Linked DNA regions of Homo sapiens: regions 2 and 3 are each linked to region 1. Evidence: chromatin loops called from intact Hi-C (ENCODE). Cell type or tissue: heart left ventricle. All regions are shown on one strand. Region 1 has its middle 110 kb from the start of EGLN3. Region 2 overlaps EGLN3-AS1 (EGLN3 antisense RNA 1). Region 3 overlaps LOC102724945 (a long non-coding RNA gene).

Evidence for each region. Hi-C counts contacts between places; a loop is a spot of excess contacts. Peaks named below come from ENCODE experiments on the same cell type or tissue, not always from the same donor. Only the 100,000 strongest peaks of a DNase experiment are listed, where the experiment ranks them.
Region 2: it touches region 1 in a loop (4-fold over the local background); 2 of 110 quality-filtered maps call a loop at or near these places.
Region 3: a loop joins it to region 1, with 2.7 times the contacts of the local background. A loop is called at or near these places in 9 of 110 quality-filtered maps.

What each region holds. Positions count from the first base shown.
Region 1 is chr14:33,835,907-33,843,906 of GRCh38, reverse strand. No RefSeq gene overlaps it. Among named protein-coding and RNA genes, the nearest start is that of EGLN3, 110 kb to the left of the region's middle. RefSeq lists a silencer at 4,010-4,304. In heart left ventricle, a CTCF peak has its summit at 4,127 (motif pointing left); a DNase peak (open chromatin) is centred at 4,136.
Region 2 is chr14:34,049,563-34,057,562 of GRCh38, reverse strand. The region is part of intron 2 of EGLN3-AS1 (EGLN3 antisense RNA 1); the gene reads right to left. The region is part of intron 5 of LOC102724945 (a long non-coding RNA gene); the gene reads left to right. Among named protein-coding and RNA genes, the nearest start is that of EGLN3-AS1, 14 kb to the right of the region's middle. RefSeq lists an enhancer at 2,230-2,279. In heart left ventricle, no CTCF peak of the experiment used is centred here; a DNase peak (open chromatin) is centred at 3,579; H3K27ac peaks cover 959 bases.
Region 3 is chr14:34,025,978-34,033,977 of GRCh38, reverse strand. The region is part of intron 5 of LOC102724945 (a long non-coding RNA gene); the gene reads left to right. Among named protein-coding and RNA genes, the nearest start is that of EGLN3-AS1, 10 kb to the left of the region's middle. In heart left ventricle, no CTCF peak of the experiment used is centred here; a DNase peak (open chromatin) is centred at 3,947; H3K27ac peaks cover 1,847 bases.

The DNA of each region.
Region 1 (8,000 bases):
GGGAATGGAAAGATGAAGCTCCCCTACCCGAGTTTCTAATACTGAGTAGGAGACACAGACAGGTAACCCACCTGCAGCCCCTTCCCAGCTCGGAACCATCTTCCTCAAATAGATTACGGGAAAAGGGAGTTAGTTTCCTATCTGTTCCTGAGTTGTCTGCACTACAGCTGTCTTCTATATGGCATGCTCAGGGAAATCTGAGTTAAAATCCCAGGGCTGCCACTTATTAGCTAGATGATATTGAGCAAATTCCTTAACCTGTTTATATCCCAGTTACCGTGTCTGAAAAGGGGGGATAATTATTGTTTCGATATTACAGTTGGTTGTGAGAATTGCAAAAGCATTGTTTTCTGTTTGGTTGTTTTTTGGGTTTTGTTTCTGCTCTGCTGTTCAACTCCTGAGTTGTAAATGTGGATGCATACCTGAGGGAAAGATTATTCTTCCTCATGTCTGTACTGTTTCAGTGTGTGTTTTGCAATCGGTAGCTAATCAAATGATTTTGGGATGGGAACCCAGAAGCAGTGGGAAAGGGAGTCTGCCCACACTCTCACAGCATGTTTATGACAGAAACACAGAATTTGCTTTCTTTAGCTCTTGGCCTACTTTCTTATTCTTTAAGTTGCATTGCTTCTCTGTGCACATATGTGTGCGCACACACACCCATACAGGTATGTGTGCATGCATGTGTATTATTGTGTGACTGTGTGTGCACGTTGATTTCAACTTCTACAAAATAGCCACCAACTGATAATTCTACTATAGCTCAATGGAAGAGAAACATCCCAAAAGTTGGACGGAGAGCTTCCAGGGAGGAAGGCAGGCTCAGATACAATACATTTCTGGCCCTGTCAGCTTCTAGTGCTTTCTGTTTTGAGGGGAAAAAAATGCAAATAAATAATAAATACAATTCACATTAACCTGAGAATTACCTTACAGTGTTTTTTGAAAGGAAAAAAAATAGAGAGTTGAGCTAGCAGATCTATTTCGAGATGATTTAACAGGTGAGAGGGAGTTAGCTGCAATTGTTTTATGTCTCAGTCTATTAGGTACTGTACAATGCGACAGATCTATTATTTATACAGTTGTTCAGCAAAACTTTTGTGGGTTTTTAAATTGACTGTAATGTTTAGCAATTGGAATATAAATTTATTCAAGCCTCTTATTTGGTCGCCTCAATGGTGCATTACAAAGTATTTTATAGTGTCTGATCTGCTTAAGTTTTACAACCAGCTTCCATTGTTCTGCACTTTTTACAGCTAGTGCTGAGAGCAGGGCTGGGTGCCCCTGCCTCCTGTTGGCCCCTAGGGCTGCTCCCAGGGACTGGGGACTGATTCACCAGGTGAACCCAGGATGTAAACAGCACCCACCCCCTGCCTCAACTCCTTTTTAAATGCCTTCCTTTCCCTGGCTTCCTGCCAAGTGTCTATGGTGTGAGATTCTGTTTTGACCTAACCCAACCCCAGTTGGGAATTTGCCTGCCTGGTCCTAGCTATGATGATTAATACTAAATTCTCAAGCTGCTTCTTGCCATGGTTTTTTCCCTTGTTACCAACCTTCTTGAAGTAATGGAATATTACAGTCAGTCTTCATGTTCTCATGAGCCGCTTTTTCCATCGTCTTTTGGCTTCAACCATTACCCACTTATACAAACTACTTTCTCAAAGATCTATAATGACCTCTGGTTGTCAAATTTAAGTGCCTATGTTTTCTGGGTGTCTGCAGTGGTTGACATTGAACACACACTTCTTTCTTGATACCATTTCTCTCCTGATCAGCCTGACATAGCTGATGTGCCTACTTTCATTCATTCTTCTCTAAACTCTTGGTCTTCCCATGCCATCTGGGAACAGCCCAGGCCTCCTCATCTTACATGGTGCATGCACAGATCACATCTCTGCAGCCTTCCCCGTGCATTGCATTTCCACTCACCTCCTCCTCTGAACTCCCCCGTGTGTACATTTTTAATGCTATTTATCACATTTTACTTTATACTAATCGTCATAGCTGGGTCCTTCTTCCCCCGTGACTGTAAGTTCCTTGATACGGGCAGATATGGTGACTGATACAGTTTTGAAATCCCCATGCCGCCTGGCACACCACAGAGCCTCAATTAGTTTACCCACTTTCAAACATGGGTTTTTGAGAAGGAAAGGCAAGAGTGGTGTGAGACGAGGCTGGAGAGGTAGCACAGGGCCAGATAAAGATGACAAGTTTAGGAGTCTTTGAGGATTCTGGATTTTACCCAAAGAACTATATTAGCGCAGGATTTTAAATGTGGGATATGACATGGGTAAAACCAACATTTAGAAATATTTCTCTGCTGGAATGGAGAGGGGCAGGCAAAAGATGGTGGTAGCTTAGATTGATGGTGGGGGACAGTGGGAAGAAAAAAAGGAAAAGATCTGAAGAAAAATCTAGTAGACAGAGTGGACAGGAATCACAATTGATTTGATGTGAGGAATAAAATAAATGAAAATATTAAGAGCGTTTGCCAAATTTGACTTAAATACCTGGCTGCATGGGGATGCAAATTTCACAGTGAGAGACTGCTGAAGAGCTGGGTTCACTGTGTGTGCAGCAGGAGGAGGTGCAGGAAGTGAGGAGGTAATTTAGTTTGGTTCATATCGAGCTTGAGGTGCCTACGAGACATTCAGGGGTGATATCCAGGAACATGGGTTTGGAGATGGAGCTGGATCTGTGGGAATAGACAAAAGCACCTAAGAAGGGGGTAGAATAAGAAAAGAAGAGGGCCTGAGACAGAGCCTGGAAGATTCCAGCATCAATAGGCTAGGGCAAGATGGCAGAGTCAGCCCCAGACACTGAGGAATAGTTTGGTGTTCCTGGGCCTGAGGGACAGCAGTGTTCTCAGAAGGTCACCTGTGGCAAAGCTGCCAAGAGGTCAAGTAAGAAGAGAACTGAAGAGCTTAGACTGGAGGTAGCGTGGCCATGTGAGGCACTGTGAGGGCAGGCAGACGGAATGACATTGGAATGAGCTAAGAAGTGGGTAGACAGGAGGAAACGGGACTGGCTTGCAGGGAGCTCTGCTGAGAAGTTTCATTGCAAAGTGAGGAGAGATAGAGGCTGTAGCTCAAGGCATCTGTGGGGAGTGGGAGAGGTTAGGGTTTGTTTACTTGTTTTTGCTTTTAAGATAGAAGAGACTAGAACATGTTTAAATGTGAGAATGGAAGGAGGCAAGGAAGAGGGAGAAGGTAAAGACTCAGGAGCCACACATGACAAATGATGACTGAAAGCGTCAAGTTCCCAAGAAGGTGGGAAGATGGAGCCTCCAGGCTGCAGATGGAAGAACTGGCCTTTGTCTGATGAGGAGGGAAATGTCTTCATTTACAACAAGAAAGAGGAGATGATGAGTACGGTGCAGGGGCTTTGTGACAACAGGAAGGCAAGACAGCCTTTGGAGAGGCTTTAATGTCTGTGATATCAATGTGGAGCTAAAACTCTATTACTATTAATAATGAATTATCATAATGAAGCAGCTACCAGTAGCGACTGATGACTATGCTAAGAATTTGTATTTAATAATTTAAGCCTCACAACAAACTTATTGGGTAGGTTTTATTTATACCTGAGGAAACTGGGGTTCATAGAGGTTAAATAATTTGGCCCAAAAAGTGACAGTTGGTAAGAAATAGACCCAGGAATGAACCCTATGCCCATTCCAAACTCCCTGTTATTGCTATTACTGTGGCTATTGTCTGGCTATTGCTGTTACATCGGCAATAAGGGCCAACTCTTTACTTTTTTAAACTCACTGTGTGCTTCATGCTATTGGGAAAGTTTATAGTATACTGGAGAAGGCTTTCCTCGTCAATCTTAGGGTTAATTGAACTGTGTGCAGCTTATAATTCTAAGAATACTGGAAATGGATGGAGACAATCAGAAGAGTCCTCCCCCACATTGTGTTCCGAAATGCAGTGATTAGGTGTCATATTCTAGCATTAAAATTTTTTATCTGCTCCTTGTCTGCACAGGAGGGCAGCAGATATTTACCAGCACTGGAATAGTTAATGAAGCATGCAGCATTAGGTCTCTTTCTCATAACGGGCTTTGGGATTTTTGCTGTGATTGTTCAATGTACACTCTGCCCTCTAGTGGCCAAGATCTCCCTCGACCCGAGGGGTATCCACGAAACCCCACGCAGGGCCGTGGAAGGGGAGTTTCCTTGCACTTCACAATGGCTCTGTCCAAAGGATTTTCTTATGTGCATTTCTGTATTATTTTCATTCATTAGTTTCTCTCTCCATCTTCTACAGTAATGTATGATCAATTGGAAAACCCAGGTGACCCAAACTCCAGTGCCATTTCATAGCCATACAGCCTTGAATGCAGTCGTTATCACTGTGAGCCGGATCCCGTGGATCTGAACATGGGCTTTGGAGGCAGAAAGACCTGGACTCCAGGCCCAGAGTAGCCCACCTTTGTACGCGGACAGTTTCTTCCCCTGGGAAAGGGGGATAACATTACCTGCCTGGGGATTAAATGGGCAAGTGTGTACAAATGGCCTGGCACCTCACGATTGTCCAACAGATGTTGGTTCTCATGTTTCTTTGGCTTAACTCCCTGATTTCTGGGAAGATCTTTGAAGAGTAAGTGAGAATCGTCTCTGATGACAGTGTTGCGTTTAGCCGGTGTTGCATTGTAATTGTCTGATTATTGTTCATGTGCCCCATTGGACAATAAGCTTTGGTGAAGATAGGGGTCTTGTTGGTATCCCCACACCCAACACATAAGCCATTCAATAAATCTTTGCTGAATGAATAAGAATGAAATGTGTCCTAACACAAAGAAATGAAAAATGTTTGAGATGATGGATATGCTAATTGCCCTGATCTGATCACTGTACATTGTATCAAAACACCACTGTGTACCCCATAAATATGTACAATTATTATGAATCAATAGAAAAAAACTGGCTCGGCGCAGTGGCTCACGCCTTTAATCTCAGCACTTTGGGAGGCCTAGGCTGGCGGTTCGCTTGAGCTCAGGAGTTTGAGACTAGCCTAGGCAACATGACAAAACTGTACCTCTACCAAAAATACAAAAATTAGCCAGGCATGGTGGCGCATGCGTGTGGTTCCAGCTACTTGTGCGGCTGAGGTGGGAGGTTCACCTTAGCCTGGAAGATTGAGGCTGCAGTGAGCCATGACTGCACCACTGCACTTCAGCCTGGGTGACAAAGTGAGACCCCGACTCAAAAAAAGAGAAAAGCAAAGCAAAGCAAAGCAAAGCAAGAAACCCTGAACATATGGCTCCCAAATTCAAGCATCTCAAGTCATTTCCTAGGCACACTAAATTTTAAGACCTGCTCTAGAGGTTTGACCTCTAGGAGTCAAGCTATGGATAGAATTTAATTTGGGACTTACCTTTGTTCTCTATAATCTGCTTCATATCTGGTGACTTTTGACCTCAGCTGGGAAACAGAGCTCATGACTTCCTGCCAGATTCTTTGTCAAAAGAGCTAGTACGTGTGTTTATGAAATGGAGTCTGACTTAATGCAGAAGCTTTCTTTAAAGGTCTTGACCATAGTTTAGGGTTAAGGGAATTATTACAGAAGAAACAATTAGCATCTTACTAACTGACTGTAGGCTTGAAGTCTTTCCAAATAAACAATTTTCTTAAAAATGTTATTTATCTTTTACTTAAAAATGGCCCCTTTAGTCTCTGTATGCTTCTCTTCTTGAAACTGTGTCTCTAGGGTTTCCAAATGAGCTCATTACTTGATCTGGCTTGCTGCAGTTTCAGGAAGGCAGTTCCTATAATGTTCCTGATTGTTTGTTCTGACGTTCTTCAGACATCAGTTACACAAATGTAGAAAAAAAGCCCAGGCTTTCCTCTAGGTCGAGTTGCCAGTATGCTTCTATGGAATTTGATCCCCCAAAAAAACTACTTAGGAGACCCGAATCTGGGGGCAGATACATTTCCATAGCTCTTGCCTCAAGTGACTATTTTTTCAGTTTTATTGAGGTATAATTGACTAATTGTATATATTTGTAGTGTACAACATAATGTTTTAATATATGTATACATTGTGAAATATTGCCACAGACAAGCTAATTAACATATCTATCATCTCACATAGTATTTTTTGGGGTGAGAACATTTAAGATCTGTTAGCAATTTTCAAGTGTTTAATACACTTATTAAATATATAATCTGAATAACTAATCTGAAGATTATTGGACAGCATGGTGACTGTACAATAGTAATTCATCCTGTCTACCTGAAACTTTGTACTTTTTGAGCAAATCACCCCATTCCTCCTCAAGTGAGTATTTTAATGTTTAAGTTTCAGAAACTTTAGGGAAAAAATTCTTTTCTCTCTCACAAGTTAAAATCAAAGAACCCAGTCTGGTTACATTTAAGTGAGCCAGGAGGGCAAAGTTGGGGAATATTATGCCTGGGGCTACTTGCTCCCAGATCAACAGAGTTTAACAGCAAGAACAATACTTACTGAGCATTTATTACATGCCAGGTGTCGTGCTGATTACATCACAGGCCATAGATCCAATATGATCCTCACAATAGTAACTGTGACACAGTGCAACGCTTATTACCCCCATCTTATCAGCTGAGGCATATAGCACAAAAGCGAGAAGCTGAGGCATATAGCACATAAGCGACTTGACAGGGATCATGTGGTCACTAAGTAATAGCACTAGGATTCAAACCCAGGCCCATCTGATCCACATTCATAAAAACTGGGCTATCCTCGAGGACAACTACTTTTTTCACTGATAGTCTGGAAAGACGTTGTTGCTATGCCAGCTCTATAGCTCGGGTATCCCTGGAGCTGCTGCTTCAGGAATGTGGTCTTTACGTCACAGTCAGTACCTCCTCTTAGTTGCCTGTGTTAGGTCTAGATTCCTCCCCACCCAAGGTCGGATTCATCCTTGATGTGGAGATTTGGTTTTCTATTACGGAAATTCAGCTGGTTTGGAGATTTGGTTTTCTCTTACAGAAATTCAACTGGTTTGTATCTTTTGGTGGCCCTGCTGTGTTCCTTTCCCTTTGTTTTTCCTTCTCTTTGAAAGTGTTCTCTTTCAATCTTGTGGGGGTGATTTGGCACCGTTTATGTCTTAGTGCAAAGGGCTTCTGCTTTCAGAAAACCTCTATATCGTGGACTAAGGAGAGTGTTGGAGGCAGGCCCAGGGAGGGATGGCAGAAGGCCTGGGGGATGGGTGAAAATGAACACTATCCAGCAAAGCAGGAGGCAGGCAGCGAAAGAGCCGGAAGTACCAGGGCGAGGGGCAGGGAAGGGGCAGGTGTGTGGAAAAGGGCCAGGAGTGAGTGTGGAGACAAAATCATCTTTTATAAAAACCCTGCTGCTTGCCTTAACCTCAAACCTTTTTCTTATTGAAAAGGTAGGGTTGAGAAGTTAAGTCCTTCCTTGCAGGAGTGTGGGGAAAGGTCAAGAAGCTTGCTGCTTTGGCCTGCAGGCACTTGGTTAAGCCACAGAGGGGAAGAGATAAGCAGTTGGTTTTTCTCTGAAAGAAGAGGACGTATCAATTTGACAGTCGGCACCACAAGTGCTTACAACACCTTGGGGGCGGAACCTCTTCTATGATCTCCCTTAGGGCAAAAACTACTCCTGCTTGGGATGCTTTCAATAAAAACATCTTCTTGCATGATTCACCTTCTCTGGGGATAATTTCACATTATCCGTGGGGATTTTGAGTTGTTTGTGAGATCTCTATATTATACCTGCTTACTCTTTTCCCTGAGAGAAAGCAGTAGAAGGCATAAGAAGGCCAGGGTAGGGAGGTAAAAATCTTCCCATGAACCCTGTTTCTAAGCTTCAGAGCAATAATGACCAAATCTGGATACAATACCAATCGGGGAAGGAGACTTGTTCCTGGAAGACTTCTCTCCACGAGAGCAGAAAATTCTGTACAATGAAACCAACATAAGTAAAATAAACCATACAAAAGAATATGGAGAGAGATCCTGTGATAGGCAGAATTCCAGTCCCAATAACCATATC
Region 2 (8,000 bases), 210 kb before region 1:
CTAAAGCTGACCATTAACTTTAAGGAACCCCCCCGGGCCCCACCCACACACAGGACCTGATTGAAAACTCTTTCCTGACCACAGACAGTGACACTTGTTTAAATGACTGACTGTCTAGAATGCTAGTTGTCAATGCTTAACTAGAATAATCATCAGGCACTTCTCTCCAGCACTTAAAAAGCAACCCCTGACATTTCCCTAACAGGGATACATTGCAAATTTCTGTTTTGGTTTGTGTTCCCTTGCCTGGTAAATTAGTAGACTCAGCTGTGATGAAACAACAACAACGACAACAAACCTCTAGGCTTATTCTTTGACAAATGAATATTGCCAAAATGAAATACATAAAAGTTGTAGCAATCTACAGTTCTACCATCAGTTTATATCTCACTGCTTTTTTGGTGCAATGTGTCTTGACCTTTGTTATTTAATGGATTAAAATGTGGGATAATTTTTTGCCTATTAAATTAGGTAGACTGACCTTTTCTTTTTTGAGACAGAGTTCTACTCTCGTTGCCCAGGCTGGAGTGCGATGGTACAATCTCGGCTCACCACAATCTCTGCCCCCTGGGTTCAAGTGATTCTCCTGCCTCAGCCTCCCAAATAGCTGGGATTACAGGCACACACCACCACACTCAGCTAATTTTGTATTTTCAGTAGAGATGGGGTTTCTCCATGTTGGTCAGGCTGGTCTCAAACTCGCGACCTCAGGTGATCCGCCCACCTCGGCCTCCCAAAGTGCTGAGATTACAGGAGTGAGCCACTGCGCCCAGCTGACTGAACTTTTAAATACAAATGTGATGATTTACATTTTTTCTTATCTATTGAGATCTTAGCGATTTTCTTATTAGTCTGTATGACCCTTTTATACACTAAGAATATTGCAGAGTAAATTCTTCATAATACTTTTAAAGTGAATCCCTGCCAGGAAGATCTTCCTGCAACACATAATTTTGATGTATTAAATTTTTGAAGCAATTGTGCATTTAAATTACTGCTGGAGGTGTTCTAAGATGGAAGGGGTAGTTTCTAGCTACTGGAAATATCTAAGTAGAGACTGTTTGATCCCTTGGGAGGGATTGAAACATATGATGACAGGTTGGACCAGTGCTCTTTCGGTTCCCTTACAACCTTGAGATTTTGTGATTCCATAACCTGTCCAAAAATAAAAGGCAATAAGGTTTTTTTTGCGGGGGGGGGGGGTGGGGTGGGGTGGTAATTTTCTTTCTATTAATACTCTGTAAGATTGACAGGCTCCTACAGAAGTCTAACAACTAAGAGAACCAAAGAATGATTTTCTGAAGCTACTGCCTTTATTCACACTTTTAAAAAGCCCAGGGTGGTTGAAGAGTGTGAATGTGCTTGGCCTTGCAGCTGTGTCCTGGCCCTTTAGAATTTGTTATCAAAACAAAACATGCATTTCCACTGGAAGTTTTTAGAACATTGATTTTGCAAACTTTTTCTAATTTCACTTTTGGTTTCTTCTGTGTAGTAAAATCTGTAAACTTATATTTTGCATATTTATTCTTTGTCAATTATCTGTTGTGTAGATTATTACGTATTTACATACACACAGCAATGCATACTTGTACACGAAAACCATGTATACACTATTTTATGGATAATTTAAGGGATTTTTTTTCAAGTGACTGCTTTCAGTTATGTGCTAACTTTGGAAACTACCACCAACATAAAAATCTGCTCTACTGAGGTATCCACCTAGATTTTTATTGTGGAAGTGCTTAATTCCTGTGTCTTGACATTTAGCATAAATGACATAGAGCTCATTTTACATCTATTGTGTAATGTGAGAGCTGTGTTCTGACAGCTCCTGTATTTCCCTTATTGGAATGTTCATTGTTCATTTGTAACTGCATATTTAATCTTTAGTCTCCTATATAGGCTACAAGTTTTGGGGGGCCATGGGGAGCAAGGGGACCTGATCCTCTGGTATCCCCAGAGTTTAGTGCTTGGCATTCTATAAAATCTCTGTTGAATTGAATTGAATGTAATAAATTACATGTAAAAACTAGATAGGAAAAAGCGCAAGAGGCTGTGGACTTAGTGTGAGGTCAGAAAGCTGGCTGAAAAACTAAGCGATCTGAGCACCTCCTAGAAGCTGGGCACTTAGCTGGCCTATCACCTGCCTTATCTTACTGAATCCTCACAACTTTGTTTTGAGAGTTTTTGTTTCTGTTTTGTTTTTATAGAAGAGGAATCCATGGTTCAGAAGGGTCAATGAACTTAGTCAACTGGTAAATGGTAGGACTGGGAGTTGCTCTGAGTTTATGGTGGCTTGAAAATCCAGGCTCTTTTCTCTTGAGTAGGATGCCTGCAGTATGTAGTCTAGTCTTGATTGGGGCAGAGTTGGGGAGGGAAGATGTGGCTTTAGGAAAGGACCTGGCTCCATTAACTTAGCTGAATTTTGTCTTTGTAATCGCTCCTCTCCACACCCCTTCCACTTCTCCATGCCCTCAGCTTTACTCCCTTCACCCCGTCAAGAGTCCAATGCTCTCATGATGCCTCCCCTCCTTACAGTGAGAGCTTCTGACCTTCTTTTCTAAACAAGCCTCAAACTCTGTCCTCCCCATCCAGCTATAGTCCTTAGTATTCTACTTCTATTTAATCTAATAAACTCTTCTGGGGAGAAAAATGGGAAATTGTTGTAATGTTTCCCATCCTTCTCATGTGCTTTTTTTTTTTTCTTTTCTTTTCTTTTTCTTTCTTTCTTTCTTTTTTTTTTTTTTTTTTTTGAGACAGAATCTTGCTCTGTCACCCAGACTGGAGTGCAGTGGCACAATCTCAGTTCGAGTAATTCTTGTGCCTCAGCCTCCCAAGTAGCTGGGATTACAGGCATGCACCACCAAGCCTGGCTAATTTATGTATTTTTAGTAGAGATGGGGTTTCACCATGTTGCCCAGACTGGTCTTGAACTCTTGGCCTCAAGTAATCCACCAGCCTCAGCCTCCCAAAGTGCTAGGAAATCAGGCTTGAGCCACCGTGCCTGACCTCACGTGCTCTTTTTAAATACAGATGCTGGTTGCAGGACTTTTAAGTTTGCTGGGGGAGCATTTGGGCAACAGGATAATTTGTCTCTTCAAATAAAATCATAGCAGGCAGCTACTTACTATCAAGGCACAAATGACTCTCAGATCTCAGGGACAATAATAAGGGCTAGCATTTCATTCATTGAATACATTCACGTGAAGGGCTACTGTGTGCTGGTGACTGTTCTAGGTGCTTTGTGTATATTAATTCGGTTAAATCCTTCTAATATCTCAATGACGTAGGTGCTAATGTTGCTCATACAGTTGGTGAGGGGAGAGTTGGGGCTGGGAAAGGGGCGAAGATAAAAAGGGAAGCTTTCAACAGTGGCTTGGGAATTTGACTGGAGATGAAACAAAAAATCAGGTTAGCCAGTGAACTGTTTCTAAATCCATTAAATAAAGACCTAGTTTAGACTAATGAGAGTAAGGAAGAATTTGTGTGAGTGCTTGCGCCAAGCGGGCAGCTGCCAATTGTTGAAGCAGGGCCTGCTCAAGTGTGTGCCCCAAGGAGCAGGAGGACCACTGGAGGGATCTGCTGCTCTGTGGTTCATTACAGGTAGTTTATTATTGGGTGGAACTGGCCGGAAGTTGAGCCAGCCAGGAGGGAGTGCAGAAGAGGAGTCTGCCAAGGGATATTGTGGGGGAAGATTCCAGGCTGGGAGAGTGAGCCAGATGGAGGGAGGAAATGAGCTTTTCCTGCTGGGTGGATTCCATCCACATGGAAATCCAAGTATGGGACTCTGAGAGTGGGAGGGTTGCAGGAGAGGGCCTGGTTTTGACTGGGAATCCCAAAGGCAGGACTGCTCCTAAAGTTAGTGGGTGTGGATTCCTGGGAAGTCTCCTCATCATTACAAAGCATTTACTGTGTTCTAAGCTGTGTTAATTCTCATGAAGGAGTGTTTCTGGAAATGAAATTTAGAAGGTGTGAGAGAATCATTTTCTGGGTGAGTGGCTGAAGCAGGCAGCATACTATGATCAACAAGGTGATCAACTGTCCTGATTTGCCTGGGACTGTCCTAACTTTTGCAATAAAATTCAGTCCCCCCTTCAGAGTACCCAGGACTCGGCTCATATGCCAGATCCCTGTAAAGGCCTTTCCTGACCATTATCTGAGATACTATCCTACCCTGTCCCCAGTGCTCACATCCTGTTCCCTTCAGAAGTACTTTCTCCATAACACTTACCCTTCCTTGCAGTCATCTTGCTTATTTGTTTATTGTCTCTTATCCAAAACTAGAATATAAGCTCCAGGAAGGCAGGGACTTTGGCTTTTCACTGTTGTATTCCCAGGGCTTAGAACAGGGCCAGGCACACAGAAGGTGCTCATTATATGGTTGTTGAGTGAGTAATTTTTTGTTTTTTTTTTAGTTTCAAGCACTGTGCCCAGCTCTGGATATACAATGGTGAGAAAAATCAGAAATGGTCTTTGTACTCATGAAGCATAGTGGAGGAGAAATACATTAATAACATATTTCCACCTACACAAGTAAAATTACACCTGGGATGAAGGAACAGCTGAAGAGGGGCCTGAAGGAGAGGTGCTGATGCTATGAGAAGATATGATGCTGGGTGGAGTCGGGGCCCCGGGGCCAGTGAAGGCTTGTCTAAGGAAGTAATGATTGAGTTGAGTCTAAAGGATGAAGAAGAAAAGGCTTTCTAGGAAGCAGGAACTGCACATGCAAATGCCCTGCAGCAGGATGGACCAGGAGTGTTTGGAATCCACAAACAGGCCCTGTGGTTGCAGTGCCCAGAGCAAGATGACTCATGACGCTGCGGGGAAAGGCCGAGGGGCAGGCACAGCCAGGCCACTCAGAACCTTGTACATTGGAGACCTTGCTGAAGATTTGGCTGTTTTTCCTAAGAACAGTGAGAAATCACTGAAGGGTTTAAAGTGTGTGTGTGTTGGCTGGGGGTGGTGGGGGGCAATCAGTCTTTGACGTGACTATTCCGTAGACTACCAGGGTTCCTCCATCCAAGTGGCTAAATGGTTAAAATAGTTAAAATTAATTAGGGAAAGGACAATGAAAATATTAACAATTATAAGAGGTAGCTCTTATAGTCTTAGTTCTCTTTTGTCTGCTGATGGAATAAATGTGGTATCAAAGACAGAAGAGTGGGGAGCAAAATTTATGGCCAAATAGATTTTTGAGGAATCTTTCTAAAAGTTGGTACTCAATAAAGAACATAAACTGCAAAGCCAAAGTATTTAAAGCACTCTTCTAGGCTCTGTGGGCAGAGAAAAAGGAAACCACAAGAATGTTCTTCCCCCTTAGGGAGCTTAGATGTTAAATGAGAGAGCACAGGACAGACCCAGGAACATGTTCAACAAGTACTGCTGCTGAGATACCCAGGCACATCGTAATATACAACCTTCCCTGAGCAAAGTCCATGTCTGAATCATTTCTGTTCCTCCCACAGATGTTAGCCAAGTGCTTTGGCCACAAGATGCGCCAAATGAATGAAGCTGAGCCTGTTCACCTCGGCAGAGAAAAGCAATTACTCAGTAGGCAAGTCAGGTCTCTAGTGATGCTTCCATTATAAAAAGTACTTTTAACAGAATGTAAACTCCATGAAGACAGAACTTTGTGTCCATTTTTTGGTTGTTCATTGGTGTGTCTTCAATGCCTAGTACCTTGTCGTTCAATAGTATTTGTTGAGTAAATGAATTTGTTAGCTTAAGTTAGAGCCCTTGGAATGATCAGAGGACTTTGTGAGGAATTGGTCAAGTAAATTAATTTTCCCTCCATATGATGGGGGTACTATTCAGCATGTAGAGCGTGTCCTGGAAGAAGGCTTACTGATGAGGCAGTGTAGCGAAAGAACAGGGCATGGAGGCCAAGTGCCTGCAGCAGAAGCCTGGTTCTACCATTCCCTAGCTATGTGACTTTGGGGAGCTTATTTATTTAATCTCTCTGTAATGCAGTTTCCTCAACTGTAAAATGGGTATAATAGTGCATACCTCCAAAGTCTTTTTTTTTTTTTGAGACGGAGTCTCGCTCTGTCGCCCCAGGCTGGAGTGCAGTGGCGCCATCTCGGATCACTGCAAGCTCCGCCTTCTGGGTTCACGCCATTCTCCTGCCTCAGCCTCCCGAGTAGCTGGGACTACAGGCGCCCACCACCACACCCGGCTAATTTTTTTGTCTTTTTAGTAGAGACGGGGTTTCACCATGTTAGCCAAGATGGTCTTGATCTCCTGACCTCGTGATCCGCCCGCCTCGGCCTCCCAAAGTGCTGGGATTACAGGCGTGAGCCACCGCGCCCGTCCACATATACTGACTTTTTAAATCCTCACAACAACTCTATGAAGTAGGTATTATCGTGATCCTCATTTTATAGTAAGTGATACATAACAGTAATTTCCTTGAATGTGATGGGTAGAAATTGGAGGGTTTTGAGGAGAGGAGTGACATGATCTAATGTGTAGTTTAACACGATCACTGCATCTGCTGTTTGAAAACAGACCGAGGAGAGTGGAAGGGAGTGAGGGCAGAACCAAGGATACCACTTAGGAAACTCCAGCAAGAATCTAGGTGAGATTTCATGTTGTCTTGCCTCAGGGCAGTAGTTGGTGATGCAAAAACAGTCTAATTTACATTATCTTTTGAAGATAGAACTCAAAGTTGGTGATGGAATGGAAGGATGGGAGGTATGAAAGAGATGAGTCATGAATGACTCTATGATTTTGGATCCAATCAACCAGAAGGATGAAATTGCCATGAGCTAAACTAGGAAAGACTGCAGGCGAGCAGGTTTAGAATGTATAGTTTGAGGTGCATATTTGGCACCCAAGTTGAGATGATGAATAGGCTGGTAGAAGTATGAGCTTGGAATTCAGAGAATCCTGGGCTGGAGATGTGAATGTGGGAGTCATCAGCCTACAGATGATATTAAAACCCATGCTACTGGATAAGATCACCAGTGGAGCAAGGAGAGAAGGAAAGCAGAAGTCCAAGGGTTGAGCCCAATATTCAGAGGTTGGGGAGAGGAGAGGAACCAGCAAAGAGACTGAGGAGGACCAGGCGGTGAGACTAAAGGAAACTAGGAGCATGTGAGATACTGGAGGCCACAGAAGAAAAGACTTCTAGTGTTTCATGTGCTTTTAAATCTACTCTTGGCAATGACTTTAGCAATTGCTCCCATGTCCGTGTCAGTGATATCACAGGTGAAGGAACTGATGCTCACAGAATTAGGCCCAAAAGGCAGAGTTTGTAGCAGCTATTGAAATGGGGCCCACATCTCCCCCTCCGTGTCCAGTGCTCTTTCACTGCACCACAACAGCCTCTGGTTGGAAGAAGGAGACTTGCCTAAGGCTATTATGTTTATACAAAATTATTCCCCCACCCCCAAAATTGTCTGTTTTAAACTAGACGTTCAACTTGGCTGCCTTGGTACAAAAAGCTATTTGATATTCAAGTAAGAGTGCTATAAAAGCAGACCAAAAAGGAAATAGGCTAGGCAACGTCATTGCCGACAGCTGAAGGATATGATAGAATTAGCAGCATCTGCTTAGGAAGTGCCTGACCTCACAAAGGTTGACAGGAATAATTTTGAGCCTGTGTTTGGAGCCACAGAGGATTAGGGGAGTGTGTGTGTGTGTGTGTGTGTGTGTGTGTGTATGCGTGTGTGTGTGTGAGAGAGAGAGAGAACGATGGAGAGAATGTGAGAGCATGAGCAAAATCACTCACTGACCTTTGGCTTGGTAAACTGTTTCTTGGGTTGCCTGGCCCCTGGTAAAGTCTTCAGGACTCTGCAGGGAAAATCCTGAGGTCAGGCAGATGAGAGGCGACTGTGATGACCCCATGATGGAGAAAGAGTGCAGGGGCAGTGATACATTCTGTGCTTGGTCCCCTGATCCTTATTGACAGGAGGGTGCCATGGGGAAAGCCAGTCAGAAATGGAAATGCTCTTTACCTACTCTGTCTTCTCTCCCTGCCTTCTTCTACCCAACAGCGG
Region 3 (8,000 bases), 190 kb before region 1:
TACTGATGAGGGCACAGATGCTTTTGTTGTTCACCCCTGTATTCCCAGCACATAATAGGTGTTTGCTAAATATTCTTAAGGGAATGAAGATTACAGATTATTTATTCAAGCAAAAACTGGGGCATGTTAGTCCCCAGTCCCCCAAGAAGCAGACATCAAGACAAGATCAAACATGGCAGGATTTTAGTAGTGTGAAAGTCTACGAGAAAGTGGCAAGGGAGCTAAAGGAAGGTAAAACAGTCGTCACACTGTAAGTCTGATCCTAGAGTGAAGAAAGGAAGGCTGAGTGGAGTGTTGTGTTTTTTTTTTTTTTCCTTGAGACGAAGTCTCACTCATTGCCCAGGCTGCAGTTGAGTGGAGTGATCTCAGTTCATTGCAACCTCTGCCTTCCAGGTGCAAATGATTCTCCTGCCTCAGCCTCCTGAGTAGCTGGGACTACAGCCACACACCACCATACCTGGCTAATTTTTGTATTTTTAGTAGAGATGGGGTTTTGCCATGTTGGCTAGGCTGGTCTCGAACTCCTGAGCTCAGTTGATCTGCCCGCCTCAGCCTCCCAAAGTGCTGGGATTACAGGCATGAGCCACCGCACCCAGCCTGGGTGGAGTGCTTTATACCTTCCTCTGCAGTCTGAGGAAAGTTTGGCAAGGCCGTGGAGGACTTTAGGCCAGACAAAGTCAACTGAAGGTTGGGAGCCCATAGGAGGTGGGACCTGGCCCTGGGCTTCCGGAGCTCAGCACCTGAGGCGCTCTGTTAATTACGCACTCCTTGTGGATGGAAGGCTGGGGGCTCATTCTCCTGGCTGCCACGTGGGGGTTCTGAGAGGCGAGAGGAGGTGGCTTCTGGTGTATAGAAGGAGAAAAATTACCAAAGACATGTCTTCCGTAAAAAGGTAGGACATCTTACTTTTGAGGCTCAGTAAGTATCTGTCGAACATGTAGCATTCTTTGACACTGTGGAAGACACTATAGGTTTGAGTACACATGGGCTCACTTCAAAAAACTTATGAGCTAATTAAGAGACAAAGTAAACTCACATACATGCTCCTGAATCTCAGTTTTCTCGTTTCTGAAAAGGAGATAACACCACTTACCTCGTGTGACATGTGACAGATCCAGTAACTTCTGTGAATAGGGTAGGTGCTCAACAAGTAAGATTTGAATATGAGTTTAAAAAAATAATAATGCATTGGCCTCTCCACCTTTTCAGTTTTTCTAGTCATTTCAACAGGGTCGACACCTTTTAAAGTAACTTTTGGGTTAGGAAGTGTGTTTTCCTTGTAATTAATCAGTAGTCCTCTGAGGCTTTTTGAAAAAAGATCATTTCAAGTAGAAGAACCACAGTTTAAATAGGTGATCAGCACTAAGGGAAGATTTAGTATCAAGTTGCCACATTTAAGGGACTCTTTGGAGCAAAGCTTAGTAGTGTGTGCTTGGCACAGCCAACTTCCGGGGGGTTGGTTTCTGAACCCTCAGCTCTGGGGGAGTGTTCAGGTTGTCCTCTGTGCTGGCACAGTCATTGGGACATTGCTTGGTTGCCATCCTTCCCATAGATGAAGGTGGTGGATCCCTGAGGGAATTGCAGATTTAATGTGGGGTGGGCCTCCTCCCTTTTCTCAATGCCAAAAAGGGGGTGTGGTTCTGCCCCTGTCCTTCCCACCTCCCCACACACCCCTGTTATTATATATTATGCTTTGGATACACTTGCCCCTGAAGTTAATCTTATCCTGATCTCACCTGTCTCATTGGGCTGTCTTTTTCTAGGAATTGGTTTTCATTCAACAACTATTTCCCAAGCAATTAACTAGTAGATGTAGGTATTGTGCCTCCTCCCTCAGTCCAGGGGGAGGACTGGCTAGAGCATAAAATGTATATGTGAGATGTAAATAGCTCTAAAGAATAAAGCCTATTAAAATATGTATTATGTATTACAAAGTATCACGGGAACGAAGAGGAAACAGGTTTTCCAGGGTAAGGAGGCAGCATTTGATCTAGGACTAATGTTAATAGTCAGAAAAAGGGATGAGGAAGTAGCTTTAGCAAGGGTAGGGTGTGTTTGCCATTTTATACCTTAGACAAGTAATTTGTAAGGGCTGGAAGACAGGGAAGGACCCAAGGACAGATGATAATAGCAAAATGGGGTTGCAGGTAAACCATAGCTGCCCTTGAAAGACTTGTTTAGGAGCATTATAGGTCAAGAAGAGCCACTGATGTTTGACAAGCAGGAGGCAATGTTTGAGCTATTTAGGAAACAGTGTCTGGGTGAGACAGAGTGACTGGTGCCAGAATGGTGCAGTCATTTAGGCGGGAGAGAGAATTGTTTCCGTAGAAATGAAAATAAGAGGCAGATATGAGAGAGTGGGTATCGGAGTGGAGAAGGTGGCTTTGAAGGTGACACAAGGCTTCAAGCCCCTGTGTGGACAGGGAGGGATACCACGGAGAGGGGGAGCCCCAGAAGAGGGGCTGCTAGGCTGGGAATGGTGATCCCTATGTAGATCACATTGCATTTGAGGGGCTGGCAGGATGTACATCTGCACCTGACCAATAGGCACTGGAAATTCAGATCTGGAGCTCAAGTATGTGGTAAGGCTAAAGATAGAGATTTGGGAGTGGTCATCCCATGGATACTAGATGAAATGGCAAGTTGTTTAGTTTCCTTAACCACCTAAAGAAAGGCTTGGTTTCTGGTTGCATGGGTGACAGCAGGTGGATGAGTGTTTTCTGGTGCCTAAATGACCAGTCCTGATTCTGCCAACACAGTCCTTGGATCTTTGAGATTCCAAAAAAGGGACACATTGGTTCTGTCCTCTTTCACTTAGCCCAGCTTTGTCTCTTCTCCCTCAGTTGTCCAGCTTCTAATTCTGCAAACAACAGCTGGAAAACATGAGGGCTGACTCAACAGCTGTGTGTTGGGAATCAAAAGGCATCCAGGATGAAGATACCATCTGGCTATAGCTGCTGCCAAAATGAGTGTGTGTGTGTGTGTGTGTGGGTGTGTGGGTGTGTGTGTGTGCATATGTGAGTATGACATAGGACGGAGTGGCTGAAAATTTATTGCAAACTGTTTTTAAACATGGTAAATTAAATATTCTTTAAAAATAGTTGAATGCTGGCCGGGCACAGTGGCTCACGCCTGTAATCCCAGCACTTTGTGAGGCTGAGGTGGGCAGATCACAAGGACAGGAGATTGAGACCATCCTGGCCAACATGGTGAAACCCTGTCTCTACTAAAAATACACAAATTAGGTGGGTGTGGTGGTGCATGCCTGTAATCCCAGCTACTCGGGAAGCGGAGGCAGGAGAAGCAGTTGAACCTGGGAGGCGGAGATTGCAGTGAGCAGAGATTGCGCCACTGCACTCCAGCCTGGGCGACAGAGCGAGACGCTGTCTCAAAAAAAAAAAAAAAAAGTTTGAATGCTGTCTCAAAGATTATTTCATTTTATATTTCATTCAAAATCTTGGTGATTAGAAAATCGGAAATCTAGCATGCAAGTTCTGATTGCAGGTGACCACCCTTTGTACACTCACTATAGCCTGACCCTGCACTGGCAGTGGAGTATGCTCAGAGACTCAACTTGGCTAGAGGCTGCCTCCTTTTTTCAAGGAGAGGCACAAGGATCTAAGAATATATGAAAAGATTAAAAGTTCAAGAAAAGGCTTTTGTCCCCAATCCCAGTTAAAGAGAGGCCTCTTCCTGGAAAGTGATTAGGGATCTGTGTGGGTGGTTTTGTTCCCCGCCAAACAAGTCTCGAGCTAGGTAATCTGTTTCTAATCATAATTTGGATTACCCGTCAAACTAACCAAATGTTTGTTTGTCTAAGGAGGCCAATCCTCAGGCAAAGAGAAGCTTGACAAACCTCCACCAAGGAACTGGGAAAGTACTTCCCCCACCTCCCCAACCCCACCTCCCAGTGGGATCATTCCAAGGTCAGCAGGCTACAACCGCTGCCTCCTTGTGCTGGAAAGCGCAGAAAGTAACTGCTGTCTTTGCACAGCATTCTGGCTTCTTCAGTTTGGGGCTGTCCCTTCTCGAACCAAACAAATTGCCATCCCCTTCCCAGCCCCTCCTCACCCCCTGGAACATTTGGCAGTGTTTGCGGACTTTCGGTTGTCACCATTGGGGTAACAAGAGTGTGTTATCAGCATCTAGAAGGTAGAAGCCAGGGGAGCTGCTAAACATCCTACAAGGCACAGGGCAGCCTCCATAACAAAGAATTAGCCAGGCCCAAATGTCGATTGTACCCATAGTAGAGACAGCTTTAACTAAAACCTGCCCTCACTGGTGTTTGTTCCTAAACAGAGAGTAAGTAAGCCTTCCAGTAGGCAGATGTTGGTAAACCAGCAATCTGGGGGTGGCGATGTTGGGGGGTGGGGGGTTGGGGAGGAAGCCCCTAATTTGTAGCCTTAGCCAATTTCCCTGATTAAACACTCTCACCATGTTTGATATCAATATCATGTTCTTAACATGGAGTTGGAAAGAGTTGCATTGAATAGGCTCTCGCTAGCTACTACACACCAGCTCCAGATATTCACCTGGGCCCACGGATTCTCAAATCTTAGTAAGAACAAACAAAGCCAGCACGCTCCCATAAATGAATGTGGGTGTCCGTGTCATGCTGAGCCATACTGGAACCTCAGACAAAAGGAAAAATCAGTGATATTGAGCCTGTCTTCATTGAACATTTTGATAGTTTGTTCATCATGGATTTGTTTACATTAATGTAAAATAATGCATTAAATATTTGTTTTATTTTTATTTCTCCTCTTTTTTGTCCCTTCCTCTATTTTTTTTTTTTTTTTTAAACAGGGTCCTACCCTGTTGCCCAGGCTGGAGCATAGTGGCACAATTCTACCTTGTTGCATTCTAATTACTGGGCTCAAGCGATTCTCCTGCCTCAGCCTCCTGAGTAGCTAGGACTATAGGTGCATACCATCATGCCTGGCTAATTTTTTATTTTTTGTAGAGATGAGGTCTTGCTATGTTGCCCAGGCTGGTCTTGAACTTTGGCCTCAAGTGATCTTCCCACCTCAGCCTCTCCTCCTCCTTCTCATTCTCTTTCTTTTTCTCCATCTCCTTTTCTTTCTTTTCTTTCCTTCCTTGCCTCCTTGTTTTCTCCTCTTGCCTTCCTTCCTTTATAGTGGAATGGTTAAGCCACCAGACGAAAGGTTTCCATTCAGGCCAGTGCCCACCACTACAAAGCAAAGCATGGAAGTATGGAATTCATTAGAGTGATTTTCACGCTTCCCGAAGAGAGTTATTGAGGATAGTTGAAATCTCTGCCAATGTCATTTTAAAGGCAGAATGGGAGAGGAGTGGTAACAAATGTTCTGTAGGGTCACAGTCGCTCAATTATCCTTCCATCAAATTAAAACTTTAACTTAAAATTTCAGGGTTTGTCATTAACTGGCTGTGTGTGCAATTCTGGAAGCTCCATTCATAGACTGTGATGTGAATGATGCCCCAGAGTTGTGAGGCAGGTGATCTGGCTTCTTGAAGTCTCTTCAAACTCTACAAATCAAAGCAAACGAAGGAGGATGCCAATCCTGATTTCTTTCTGAGGCAAACCCTGAATGACAGCTGCTTTTCTTTTAAGGAATCCTCACCAGACCTGGAAGGCAACTATGAGAAGCATGTTGTGGCTGTAGCACCCACCGGGCCAAGCATTCAGGACAGATGGCCCGACAAATGCTGTTGCACAAGTGTCCTTCATTAGATCGGCCTGTTATGTTCCTTCATGCTGTCCTGTACTCTCAGAAAGCATGTATCATGACTCTGTAATGATGCAGCTATTTGTCTGATTGTTTATCATTTGTCTGCCCTCAAGAGTATAACTCCCAGAGGACAGGAGCCATGTTTATTTTGTTCATTACTGTGTCTCCCGCGTGAGCCTGTACACACTAGGTGCTCAATAATGGTTACTAAGATGGATGAATGAAAGAAAAACAGTGAGACATAATGCATGTCCAAATGAGTGGAGATACACCCAGAAGGCCAAAAGCCTTCTTTTGGCTTCTTAAAACTGAGCCAATGAATAACCCTACAATCGCCTCTAAGTGTACAAGTGAAGGGAAGAGTCACGTGTCTCTCACTTTAAATTAAAAGTTAGAGATGACAGTGCTTAGTGAGGGAGGCATGTCAAAAGCTAAGATAGGCTGAAAGCTAGGTCTCTTGCACCAAACAGTTAGTTAACTTGTGATTGCAAAAGAAAAATTCTGGAAAGAAATTAAAAGTACTACTCCAGTGAACACATAAATTATAAGAAAGTAAAACAGACTTGTTGCTGATATGGAGAAAGTTTGAATGGTCTGGATGAAAGAACAAACCAGTCACAACATTCCCTTAAGCTAAAGCCTAATTGAGAGCAAGGTCCTATTTCTCCCTTCCCTCCCCTCCCCTCTCCTCCCTTCCGCTCCCCTCCCCTTCCCTCCCCCTCCCCTTCTTCCCCCTCCCCTTCTTCCCCCTCCCTTCTTCCCCCTCCCCCTCCCCTTCTTCCCCCCTCCCTTCTTCCTCCTCTCCTCCCTTTCTTCCCCCCTCCCCTTCTTCCCCCTCCCCTCCCCTTCCCCTCCCCCTTCCCTCCCCCTCCCCTTCTTCCTCCCTCCCCCTCTCCCTCCCCTCCCCATCCCCTCTTCCCCTTCCCCCTTCCCTCCCCCTCCCCTTCTTCCCCCTTCCCCTCCCCTCTCCCTCCTCCTCCCCTCTCCTCCCCCTCCTCCTCCCCTCTCCTCCCCCTCCTCCTCTCTCCTCCCCCTCCTCTTCCTCCTCTCCTCCCCCTCCCTTCCCCTTCCTCCTCCCCCTCCCCTCCCCCTTCCCCTCCTTTTCTTTTCTTTTCTTTTTTCTTTTCTTTCTTTTTTTTCAAGACAGGGTCTTGCTTTTTCACCCAGGCCGGAGTGCAGTGGCTTGATCTTACCCCACTGCAACCTCCACTTCCCCAGCTCAGGCTCAGGTGATCCTCCCATCTCAACCTCTCAAGTAGCAGGGACTACAGGCATGTGCCACCACACCCGGCTAATTTTTGTATTTTTTGTGGAGACAGAGTTTCACCACATTGCCCAGGCTGGTCTTGAACTGGGCTCAAGCAACCCACCCACCTTGGCCTCCCAAAGTGCTGGGATTACAGGTGGGAGCCACCATGCCCAACTGAAAGTGATTTCTTGATATGGCATGTGCTCCTTATTAAGGTGCTAGAAACATTGTTAAAATGACCACAAAGGTTTTAGAGTATTCCGTAAGCTTAGCTGATAAAGCAGCAGCAGGGTTTGAGAGGATTAACTCTAATTTTGAAAGAAATTCTGCTGTCGGTAAAATGTTATCAAACAGCATTGCATGCTATAGAAAAATCTCTCATGAAAGGAAGAGTCCATTGTTGTTGCAACTTCATTGTTGTCTTATTTTAAGAAATTGCCACAATCACCCCAACCTTTGGCAACCACCAGCCTGATTGGTCAGCACCTATCAACATCGAGGCAAGACCCTCCACCAGCAAAAAGATTATGGCTTGCTGAAGGCTCAGATGATTGTTAACATTTTTTAGCAATAAAGTGTTTTTTAGTTAAAGTATATACATTTTTTTTTTAGGCATAATGCTATTGCATTCTTTTTTTTTTTTTGAGATGGAGTCTTGTTCTGTTGCCCAGGCTGGAGTGCAGTGGAATGATCTCTGCTCACTGCAACCTACGTCTCCTGAGTTCAAGTGCTTCTTCCGCCTCAGCCTCCTAAGTAGGTGGGATCACAGGTGCCCAGCACCATGCCACCATGCCCAGCTAATTTTTGTATTTTTAGTAGAGACGGGGTTTCACCATGTTGGCCAGACACTATTGCATTCTTAATAGACTACAGTATAGTATAAACATAAATTATATATATATTGGGAAACCAAAATATTTGTGTGACTTACTTTATTGTGATAGTCACTTTATTGCAATGGCTGGAATTGAACAGTATCTCTAAGGTATGCCTGTATAGGTGATGGTTCTTGAGATGTGAAGTGCCTGGATGATGGGTGA